Regions from separate parts of the Mus musculus genome. Here region 2 is linked to region 1. A link is a loop called in an ENCODE intact Hi-C map of the cell type or tissue named here. Cell type or tissue: left cerebral cortex. All regions are shown on one strand. Each heading gives the region's core, and the rest is flanking DNA. Links, peaks and the distances in the headings are about the cores only.

Evidence for each region. A loop is a pair of places that touch in the nucleus more often than their neighbours do. Peaks named below come from ENCODE experiments on the same cell type or tissue, not always from the same donor. Only the 100,000 strongest peaks of a DNase experiment are listed, where the experiment ranks them.
Region 2: it touches region 1 in a loop (5-fold over the local background); 29 of 42 quality-filtered maps call a loop at or near these places.

Annotation. Positions count from the first base shown.
Region 1 is chr5:118,067,428-118,072,795 of GRCm38, reverse strand. It overlaps Fbxw8 (F-box and WD-40 domain protein 8), which reads left to right. Exons shown (of 11, transcript NM_172721.2): 9 at 2,277-2,450; 10 at 4,081-4,191; 11 at 4,567-5,368. The coding sequence ends at 4,711. It overlaps Gm30466 (a long non-coding RNA gene), which reads right to left and starts at 2,281. Exons shown (of 2, transcript XR_387640.4): 1 at 1,366-2,281; 2 at 1-1,278. In left cerebral cortex, for the core only: a CTCF peak has its summit at 3,286; DNase peaks (open chromatin) are centred at 3,298, 4,128 and 5,004; H3K27ac peaks cover 930 bases.
Region 2 is chr5:118,001,830-118,007,197 of GRCm38, reverse strand. It overlaps Fbxo21 (F-box protein 21), which reads right to left. Exons shown (of 12, transcript NM_001346588.1): 11 at 5,026-5,183. Among named protein-coding and RNA genes, the nearest start is that of Tesc, 23 kb to the left of the region's middle. In left cerebral cortex, for the core only: CTCF peaks have their summits at 2,397 (motif pointing left) and 4,893 (motif pointing right); DNase peaks (open chromatin) are centred at 2,415, 3,128 and 4,894; H3K27ac peaks cover 443 bases.

The sequences.
Region 1 (5,368 bases), core at 279-5,278:
ACCTGACTGTGGTGTCTCTGGTGTGTGTTGTCTTGTTTGGTACCGTTGTGCTGTTGTAGACACAGCACAAAAAGACAAGCTTTGAACTAATGGACCAAAGGTGCTTGCCCTTGTATTCATAACAGCCGTACTGTAAGCACTCACAGAGGGGCCCTGGTAGATCTCACTAGCCAGCTTGTGCAGGGAAGCATCCACCCCCATCTGTTTAGGGTTCCAGCCTGAGGCTCCCTCCTGGGTCCCCAACAGCCTTGGGTCTCTCTGCCTATAGAGGCCTGAAGCCAAGCAGTCATGCGTGTCACTGGAGTGAGACTGGGGGTGAGTCTGCACTCCCATCTTGCCATGCGGCCTCCATGCCGCACCCCAGGACTGTGGTCATCTGTTGTTGGTGTGCTTTCACAGCAGGATTTCTTATACCCAGGGCCGATCTTGAGCTTGCTTTGTTGTAGCCTCATAGCCAAGAATCACCTTGAACTCTTGGTCCTCCTGCCTTCATCTCCCTGGTGCTGGGATCTCAACCTCCATTGTTTCACATTATACCTACTTCATGGTGGCCAAGAAACCAGTAAATGGTCTGAAACAAATTGAGTATGTACATGTGTGTGGTACCAGGGCGAAGCCAACATCCTCTGAGGCCTGATTTTTAAAACACCATGGTAGTACCTTGAATAAAATAAAAAACCTCCCTTAGGGCTCTGGTTACATTTTTCCCTTCCAAGGAACTGCTTTTAGCATTTAACTTCTGAACTGTGCTTATGGGAAGTGTACTTTGCACCCTGAAGCCAGTGTGGTAGCCTCTATGTAGCCCTGTGATGGCTCCCTGTCTCCACTCACCCCTGACCCTGGTCCACAATCACTGTCACAGTTGGGCAGTTCTTGTCCCCGTGGTCCATCTGCACCTGCGTGTGAGCAGGTAGAGATCTGCACGTCGTCCCATGGTCCACTGTCAACTTGTCCTGTGGTGGCCTCATGTGGTGCAGTTAATTACGACATCCCACCCCATCCAGTCATTCACATCCATGGAGTCTCATTTCCCTGTCAGCCTAATGATCACTCCTTAACTGGGCATTCCTCCTCCCTCGGGCTGCTGAAGACTTCTTGCGTGCTCCCATGTTTAAAGTGGCATCCTCCCATATGTATGCTTTACTCTGATCAGTGTTCACTAGCACTAACCCAGGGCGTCACCAGGACCTCCATTCAGTGTGATGCCCCTGCCTCCACGCTTCCCACTGTTGGCCATGCCGTCTCATAAAGTTCGTGGTCAGGGTCGGTGTCTTCATTCTGGAAGATGGATGGTTGTTTGTGAGCAGGAGCGTAGTATTCACGTCCTCACTGCCCCTGCACTGTGAATGAAGGCGGCAGCCTCACCCCTTCCACAGCCGCCCAGCTCTGTCTAAAAGGTCGGTGATTCTGCACGGCAGGGGTGATAGTGGTCTGTGGTAGAAGGCTGCCCAGGCTTCTGAAACAGAAGCTCTGGGCCTGTCTTGTGCTGCTGATGCAGCCTGTGGCTGGTAGCCTGACTTCACCAGGCAGGCAGGCAGGCAGGCAGGCAGGCAGGCAGGCTCTCAGTTTTCCTTAGCTTAGCAGTCACTGAAGGTATGGTGGGTCCAACGGTAGCTGGAATGTGAGGCTATAGTCATGCTGCATCTGCAGTCAGGAGAGAGGGATACATGCAAGAGCCAGACTCCTTCCCTGGCCACTCACCCAGCAGCAGTGTTGAATTTTGGACACTGAACTAAAAAAAAGAAAAAGAAAAAGGAAGAAAAGAAAAAAGAAACAAAGACAAGCAGAAAACCTGGACAGATCTCAAGACGCCGGGACCCGGGAGGTGATAAACAGAGGGAAGAAAGGGAGTTCGGGACTTAATAAAACACCGTCTGTAGAAAGGAAGTTAGCTCTCCTTAGCTCTGGCCGCTGCTCCCCAAGGGCAAGTTTACCAAACTTTTGGAAAAATGTGCTCTGAAATCCAGCTCTTCTGGCTCAGAACTGTAACACCCATCCTTGTACCTTGTGTGCCTGGTGACCACAAACAGGCAAGTTTCCGTGATGCCTTCAGGGCCTGGACAGTGAGGGAGGCACAACCTCCAGGTAAACGTCACCCCAGGCCCTGGAGTAGCTTGCCTGGCTTTTTGGCAGATTTGTTTCTGATCTCAAGACAAAGCTCCTCTGTGTTGCAGGTGACTCCCATGGGAGAATCCCTCCAGGACGCTCTAGGGGCTGCGGTGCTGGTTCTTGCAGGCTTCCTCAGTTACCCCCTTCTCCCCGTGCTCTTCTTCCAGAGTGAGGATCCATGACCTCCGCAGCGATAAGATCGCCCTGTCGCTGTCTGCCCATCAGCTGGGGGTGTCCGCAGTCCAGATGGATGACTGGAAGGTTGTCAGTGGAGGCGAGGAGGGGCTGGTGTCTGTGTGGGATTACCGCATGAACCAGAAGCTGTGGGAAGTGCACTCCAGGTAAGCTGACTCCCGTGTACAGACTGTGGTTCCAGGCCACCTGTGCCCTCGTTGCGCCTTCCTGAAAGCACTTTTGCTGGAGAGGTGACCTAGGCTTGGAAAGATACCAGTCCAAGACCTGAACTCCTCTCTCGGTAATACAGCCCTCACTAAGCATCCTAGCTGCTTAGGACGCAGTGAAGGCCTCACAACTGTGGCACAGGTTACGGTATGAATGCCTTCATCTTTATTACCAGGGAAAGGAGGGAGCCAGCTTGGGGAGACTGATTTCCAGTGTACAGGAGGATGGGTTGGCGCAGAACCCCTCCATGTGCCAGACTCAATGTGTCTGTCTGTGCCTCCCTTCAGTGTGAGGAAGGGCACTTGGGGTGCAAGTTGAGTGGGCCTCAGCTAAGGGGGGGTCATCTCAGCGTGAGCAGGAGTGTTGAGAGGAGAATCCTGTCTGGGCACAGGCCACAGAGTTCTAGGACTGGAGCCCTGCTGTGCGATTGTTCATGTGAGCCTGCCTCAGTTGTGACTTGAGAAGCAGCCTGGAGTCCCCTAGCTGAACACTGGCTCCTCTGGAACGAGAGGGTGTGACGCTGTGGAAGTGCCCAGCTTGAGAGCATAACATAGCTTTCACCAGATACAAAACCAAGACAGCTCTGCCTTTATTTAAGTGAAGGTCTGTGCACCTTTGAGAGGGTTTGTGAAGCCAAAGTAAATTTGGGTTCCTTCTTGGCCGGCAGGGCGGTGAATACTTTGGCTAGCAGCTCTTATCAGATCAGAACCCCTGTCTACCACACTGCCTCAGGCCTTGCCCTTCCCCAACTTCACTGCTGATACACCATGGTGCCACCAGGTGGTGCCAAAAGGCAGCTCAAACGTCCCACACTGGAACCAGCATTTGCCTGAAAGCCAGTACTCTCGTTGGTTCTCTGTGTGTCCAGGACAGTGCCTGTCCTTCTCACCACCAAGGGGAGGCCCCTGCGCTTCACACCCCCACTAAGGCCTTCTCTCCGTAGGCGCCCTGTGCCTGTTCCACGCTCCGTCTAGTGCAGCTGCTGTCTGCTCCCCTGTCTTGAGCCTGCCTTCCCTCACCAGCTTCCTCTCCTTCGTGTGCTTTTGCCAAAGGGCCTGTTCTTGCCACAGGCCTCCCCCCTCCCTCCCTAGTGGTCTCAGCTAGCCCCCCTGGGTGTGGTAGTCCTCCTCCTTGCAGAGGTGGGCTCCTAGCTTCCCACTACTGTGGAGCCTCTGAGGGCAAGCACCCATCTTTAGGAGCCTACACTCTCTGTTGTACCCTGGGTCACAGTATGGCCTCACCAGATGCAGGTGCTGTCAACTGTAGCCATCACCCTGAGGATAAGAACTGGCCCATGGCTCTTCGGCTTTCTGAGCCATGTTGTAGGTTTGTCTCAAGCTGAATGCTCTTATATCCCAAATACACCAACTTGTTGAGGCAGGCAGCTAGAATAGGAGGTTAGCAGTGTGTTTGCTAAATGACATGGTGCCAGAGCAGGCCTTGCTTGCGCCTGCTTTGGAGCTGAAGCTGGGCCCAGTTCCTTCTCCATAATGGAAAGTGCCTAGGGTTCTGCCAGGCCCAGCCGGGGAAGGCTGCTCCCACCTTACAGCTCTCTTCCTCCCACCGCAGGCACCCTGTGCGCTATCTCTCCTTCAATAGCCACAGCCTCATCACTGCCAACGTGCCCTACGAGAAGGTGCTGCGAAACTCCGACCTCGACAACTTTGCCTGTCACAGGAGGTCAGTGTGGGGTTGGGCGGAGTTTGCACAATCTGAGAAATGGCTCCATGTGTGTCCCTGCTCCGTCCCAGTCACACCGGCCTCTCGGGGTATCGGCCACTGTCCTGGCTTTGTAGAAATTTGGAGCCCATGCCGAGTGTCTGTCTGCAGTTCTGCAGCTGCTCCTGGGGTTGGGGGCAGCAGAGACACACTGTCAGTTAACAGGCAGACTGCGCGGAGGTCCCTGCAGATGCTTCTTCATAGACACTGTCTCTGGGGTCTGCATATCTGACACAGTGGCCTCAGAGCAGTGATCGCAGTGAGAGCCAGCCAAGATTATGCCTGTCTCTTCACACAGCAGCCTTGCTGACTGGTGCTTATCTCTGCTTCCTCTAGACATCGTGGCCTGATCCATGCCTATGAATTTGCTGTGGACCAGCTGGCCTTTCAGAGCCCCCTTCCTGTCTGCCGCTTACCCCGTGACATCATGGCTGGATACAGCTATGACCTCGCACTGTCTTTCCCCCATGACAGTATTTAGGGTGTCACCTCATGTAGACGTGGAAAGGGCAGTTTTACAAATGTTAGAGTTGGAGAGAGGCTCTGCAGCACATGGTGGGAGTTTGGGGACAGTGTCCTGTATGACTGTGGCCACACAGCCCTGTTGCCCTGTACAGAACCAGACTCCATTGCTGCCTTTCTCCTCCTCCTCCTCCTCCTCAGGCTTTGGTAGGACTGGCTGATGACTCAGAGTTAACCTTTCCAGGGGTGGCTCCTCCCCCTCAGCCTATGGCAGCAGTGACACCCCCCCTCGTTCCATAGGCCAGGGACACAGGGCCTTCACTTGCACTGTCTCCTGGGTGTGGTGCTGAGGGTGGAACCAGAATCTCACACGCATAGGCAAGCGTCAGCCTCCAAGCTGCCTCCCCAGCTGTCAGCCTCCCCAGCTGTCTCCTCCAGGCACCCTCCAGTGCAGCCCCTCCTCTGGGATTCACACCGTTGATAATTATAGGGCCACCTTACCTGTAGGAGCTGTTCTGTCCTGTACATGTGCTATGAAGGAGACAGCCATCCTTCCTGCAGAGGGAAAGGGTCATTGCACAGGGATAGGGTCAGTCTCCAAGCCTAGCCGGTGGTGTCTCTTCCTGACAAACGCAGCCATAGCTCACCCACTCTGCCTTCAGAGTGTCATGGACAA
Region 2 (5,368 bases), core at 216-5,215, 66 kb after region 1:
AGCACACAGCACACAACATACAGCACACAACACACAGCACACAGCACACAAGCAGCACACAGCACACAACACACAACACACAGCACACAAGCAGCACACAGCACACAACACACAGCACACAGCCCAACCCAGACACTCCCAGAGGCCTAGAGCCAGGGCTGTCCCTGTGCTTGTCTCTGTGAGGTAGAGTGTGGCCAACCATCTGTTTGCCTTTAGCCACAAATCTGGAGGACCTGGGGAAACTGTTGGGGCAGCATCTTTAGACTGGGTTAGGGACACACGCTGTGAAGTCACACGGTCAGGAGAGCAGCAACACACCAAGACCCTAGTGTGGAGGCAGGAGGCTGATTGCAGAGCAGGAGGGAGGGCGCAGGGTCAGAGACAGTGTCCACCAGAGGAAATGCCAGGAGGCCTAGCACTTCTAGGCTGCAGGGCACTTTTGAACCTGGGGCTTACTCTGGTCAGGCCCCGTGGCAGCCTCAGTGCACTATCATCTTGGTCCCACCCCATGGGAGAGACTGCTGAGGGCTCTGGCTGGGTCAGACCCCGCAGTGTAATGCCAGGGGTGGCGGGGTGGGCAGCCATGTCAGCGTCTCCATGCTCACACTTCTAAAGGTTGTAACACTAGGGCACCCTTGGCAACTGTTTCACAGAACTACTGCAGGCCAGCCGCAGAGGACTCATGCCCCACAGTGCACCTCAAGTGAAGGCCCTTGCTCTCATGAAGCGTATCTGCCACTGCAGGCAGGACAGGTGACAGAAACCAATTCAATTTTAGAGGGAATTCGATTCTCCTTTGAGGCTGACCTGTTTAGTGCAGTGGGGGTCGACGGGAGGCTAACCCTAAAAGTCTGAAGGCATTTCTGTGGTTAGCTCCGGAGCTGCTCTGGACTGCAGTGGGGGGAGTTCAGGGGCACTGCTGAGCGTCCACAGGGTACAGGTCCCAGCACTGGGAGTTTGTTTCCTTGTCCACTGCTCATCTGCTCAGGAGACAGCCTGCTCACAGGAGCTCCTGTGCCGCACAGCCCCACCCATGGGGGCACCCTCTCTGGGTGCTAAGCAGTGGCCTGTGCAGGGAGTTCTAGCCTCTGAATGCCTGTGGGGAGAGGGGGAACAGCTTTGTGGGGACAACATGGCTGGGTAGCTATTGCAGGCTTCTGAACATGGCTTCTAGTAAGAGGCTACTCTGGAAAGCTGAGGCAAGACAGTGGGCAGAACCTGGGAGCTCTGGGCTGCCTGGGCCATCTCCAGCTGGGCTCAGTGCCCTGACCTGCTGGCCCTTGGCCAGTTGTGGTGCTGAGGAACTGAACCTGGGCTTGTGCTCGCTAGGTGAGTGCTCTACCCCCAGGCTGCCCAGCCTGATGTTATGTTTACTCTGAGACTAAGGTGCCCAGGCTGGCTTCACACTAATGCTCCTCCTGCCTCCCAAGTGTGGGGATCACAGCTGTTCACCCCTAAGCACAGAGCCTACAACAAGCATCTCCCAGGAGAGAAGACAGCAAGCAGGACAGAGGCCATGCATCTGGAGGTAACCTGTCACCTGATATGCTTCTAAGCAGCACAACGCTGCGGCTCTCGGGAGAAACGTGTTTCCTTAAACTCCATGGACAGGCGCGCAAGAGACACCACAGGAGCCCTCTATGGGCGCCTAGCCTGGCCCCGCCCTCTCTGGGGGACAGCGGCCAGCACATCCTGCACACCCTGGAGTCTAGTACTCAACTTGCCATCTATACCAAATGCACAGTACGCATTTATCTCCACTCCACTGTTTGAACAGAGGCCACAGACCTCTCTCGGTACTAAGTGTGGATGTCTCTAGTCAAAGGGTTGTGGGGTGGAGCCACCAGAAGAGTGAACGCTTGATATTTTATCCCTAAAAGACAATGCCAGGCCACTGAAATGACTCAGCGGGCAAAGGCACTTGTAGACACCCTAAGACCTCAGTTTGCCCCCCAGGACCCATACAGTGGGGGGAGCCGACTCCCACAAGCCCCCTTCTCATCTCTTCCTGCATGCCACAGTCTGTGCCCACCTCACCACACAGAATCTAAACAAGAGAAGGCCAAATGGCCCCGAACATAACCAACTGTCACTTTATACCCCTCACTCCCACTTCGGGGGTCCTCACCCTGGCACCACACGTGCCAGCAGGAGTGGACGGTGTGAGGCTGCAGTGGAAGAGCAGCCTAGGAAATGTCAGGAGCTATGGAAGGACCTGCCATCCAGCTACGGCTCCTGCGCTCAAAGCCTCACCAAGGGCCCTTAGGTAACAGATGAGACATCGCCTGCCTGCCTGGGGGGGACCATCCCCATTCCCCACCCCCCCAGAAAGGCACACCTCCATAGAGTGAAGGACAGGAGCCAACAGAGTGTGTGCAGTGCTCCCCCTGGTGGCAGCAGGGGGTCTGCCACGCATGCTTTGGAGGGCTAAGGACTAGAAAGTCATTTCGCTACTCAGGAAACTAGACTCACTGACAATTAGATCTGAACTAAAACACACAATACAAATGAACTAACGCAGAGACGCTCAAAGGGAAGCTGAAGGGAGCAGTTTCAAAATGTAGGGCGCTGGCTACTGAGAGCCCAGTGGGTAGGGCCCAAGTCGGGCTTCAGCATCTGTGTGGGCGGCTCACACCCCCAATCACTCCAGCTCCAAAGGACCAACACCTCTTGTCTCTGCAGGCATTGCACTAACCATTCCCCCACCCCCCCACAGGCACATAATTTAAAGCAAAATAAAGTCTTTTAAAACATGTTGCTGCTCAGACCATTGAGTTGGCTCGGTGGGTAAAAGCACGAGCTGTGTACACAGGACCCACACAAAGGGGGAGGAGAGCCAGCTCCTTAACGCTGGCTCAGCCTCCAGCACATGCTTGGGATGTGTGTACACCCCATGCTCATGGCATGTGTGTACGCGCGCACGCACACACACACACACACACACACAAAAACAGTAATTTTCTCTAAAAAAAATTTAAAATCTAGCAAGGTCTCCATCCTATGGCCATGGGCTGTGAGCACCCAACTGTCCTCAGAGACCATGACACACTGGAGTAAGAAGCAGGCTCCTGGCGGGGAGCGGGGGTGGGGAGCGGCCCAGGGAGAAGCCTCTCCTGTCACTGAGCAGATGCAGCAGGCACGCCTGCCTCAAGCACATTACTCCTGCGTCAGCCTGGACCAAGTGCTAGGGCAAACCGCAGTGTCGTAGGTCTCTGGGGAATGACACTCACAGGACACAGTATGACTCCCTGCTAATGACAGAAGCCGAGTTACCTAGGGTCAAACCCAACACCACCTGGTGTGGGCCATGATCCCCGCTCCTCTGGGTGGGGTGGCCTGTGGGGTAGTGATGGCCATGCAGTCAGGCCTCAGACTTCACTGCCAGGTCACAGAGAAAGCAGAGGTAAAGAGACAGTGAGCCAAGCTAGAAGGTCAGACAGCCTGGGCAACCAATGCCTAGATGCCTAAAACAAAAAAAAAATTCAAGTCCTGGTGCAGCAGAGATTGAAGAGAGAAGCTGTGCTATAATGCCAGGCTCTGCAGAGGGAGGGAGCCATAGCGGAACTACGTGGCTGAGCCTGTCACACTGTGCAGGGCTGCCCTGTGACCACTGGGCAATGAGGAAGCTGATGGAACATGGGCTGTTAGCCATGTGGTTTAGTGCTGCTGCAGCTCTAGTTAGCTGCGAAGCAGGATTCTATAACGCTCCTACGATCGCTGGCAAAAAGTCCACATCCCTGTTCAGTGACAAACACATCCAGATGAGGAGCCCGCTGGCAGCAAACAGCACCGTGCGGAGTGTGTCGGCAGGCGCAGGCAGGGTGGAATGTGAGCAGACACTTAGGATCATGGGGTAGAGAACCCAGGCTGGAAGCCCAGCACATAAATCAACAGTTCACAGGTCGCAGGGACAGGTTAGCCCAGGAAGGTGAGTGATGCCTGAGTGTGGCTACAGGAAGAGTCCCTTGCCACCCCTGCACCCCACAGCCAGCAATAGCAGCCCTTGGGAGAGGCCACACTCTGGGCTGACAGGAAGGCCACTGGAAACCAACACAATTACAGGCACTTGCCACTGTGTGGCACTGGGTCAGTGGGCCACACACTTCCTTTTTCCGTAGACTGCTGGCTTGAGCTATTCAGAACATCTAAAGTTCAGTCCTCGGTTTATCAAGTGCATCAGGCAAATGATCTAAGACTAAATGAACTGTTTCTAGAAACTTCCATGCTCTATGTAAAGATGTCACACCTACTGTGTATACGTGGACAACTGATGTGCCTGGTGCTGCCATGCCCATAAGCTTTCTGAGGACAGAAAGTCTCCCTCACCAGTCACCCAACAGAGCCTGGAGAGTTTGAACTGGACTCAGCTTCAAAAGCTGTGGGAGCCTGCAGAACATCCAGGGAGCATGGCGGCACCGTCGCCTTACCCAGAGACCCATCGTGCTGTGACTGCAGGGTCCTCCTAGCCTCCACACGACATGGTCACATATGTGGGAACTATTCCTGCCTTCTGAAACCTTGCCACTTGAGCCCTCGGTATTTTCAGCTTTAGTGTGGGTAGAGCAAGCCTGACGGTTCAGGCCAGAGCCCATCGCCAAGCTCCTGCTTCACATCCTTCTGGGCAGGGCAAAGTGGAAGTGGCCTCCATAAGCTCCAGCCAGCTCTGCATGAGAGAGGCTGAGCCTGCATCCCAGGCTGACTTGGTACCCATGAGTACATCTGTCCATCGTTCACGTCCCCTCTAATTAATACAATCTTGTGCATCTTCCTGGTCAGAAAGCACACCAGGCTCACAAGGTAGTCTCCGCTCTGGCTCTTCAGCTCCACCTATCCCCGGCTTAGGACTTCCTGGGGTCGCCAACACACAGGGATGGTGAAAGGGACTGCACTTCCCACCTGTGGCCACACGAGGGCGGCTTTGGGCCAGTATTAGAAGCCAGGCGGGGAGATATGGCAGTTAGGAGTCTGGCTGGTGTGGACCACATGGTCAGGCAGAGGCCAGTGCAGGTCCAGCGAGTGCCTTACCTTGGGCTGCATATCTGCAGGAGCCATCCTCCACCAGGACGTTGTAGAAGGGCTGATGGTGGCCATGAGGCAGGCTGTGCACATTCATGTTTCGGATCCACTCATGCCCCATCATGCACGTAGGGTCCCAGCCGTAGATCACACAGTTGTAGCCGTACCTGTGGAGCAGGGGAAGATGGCCAGTGAGTTCCTAGGGAGCCCGGCTAGGGCTCTCACACCTTCTGTCCATTCCCTGCTTTTACCCTGTGTCGAGTCCCTCGGACACCCTGTCCCTCTTACAAACCCTCACTGTCAACAAAGCACATCACTGGAAAAGAATAACCTGTTGTTATTGCTGTTTGAT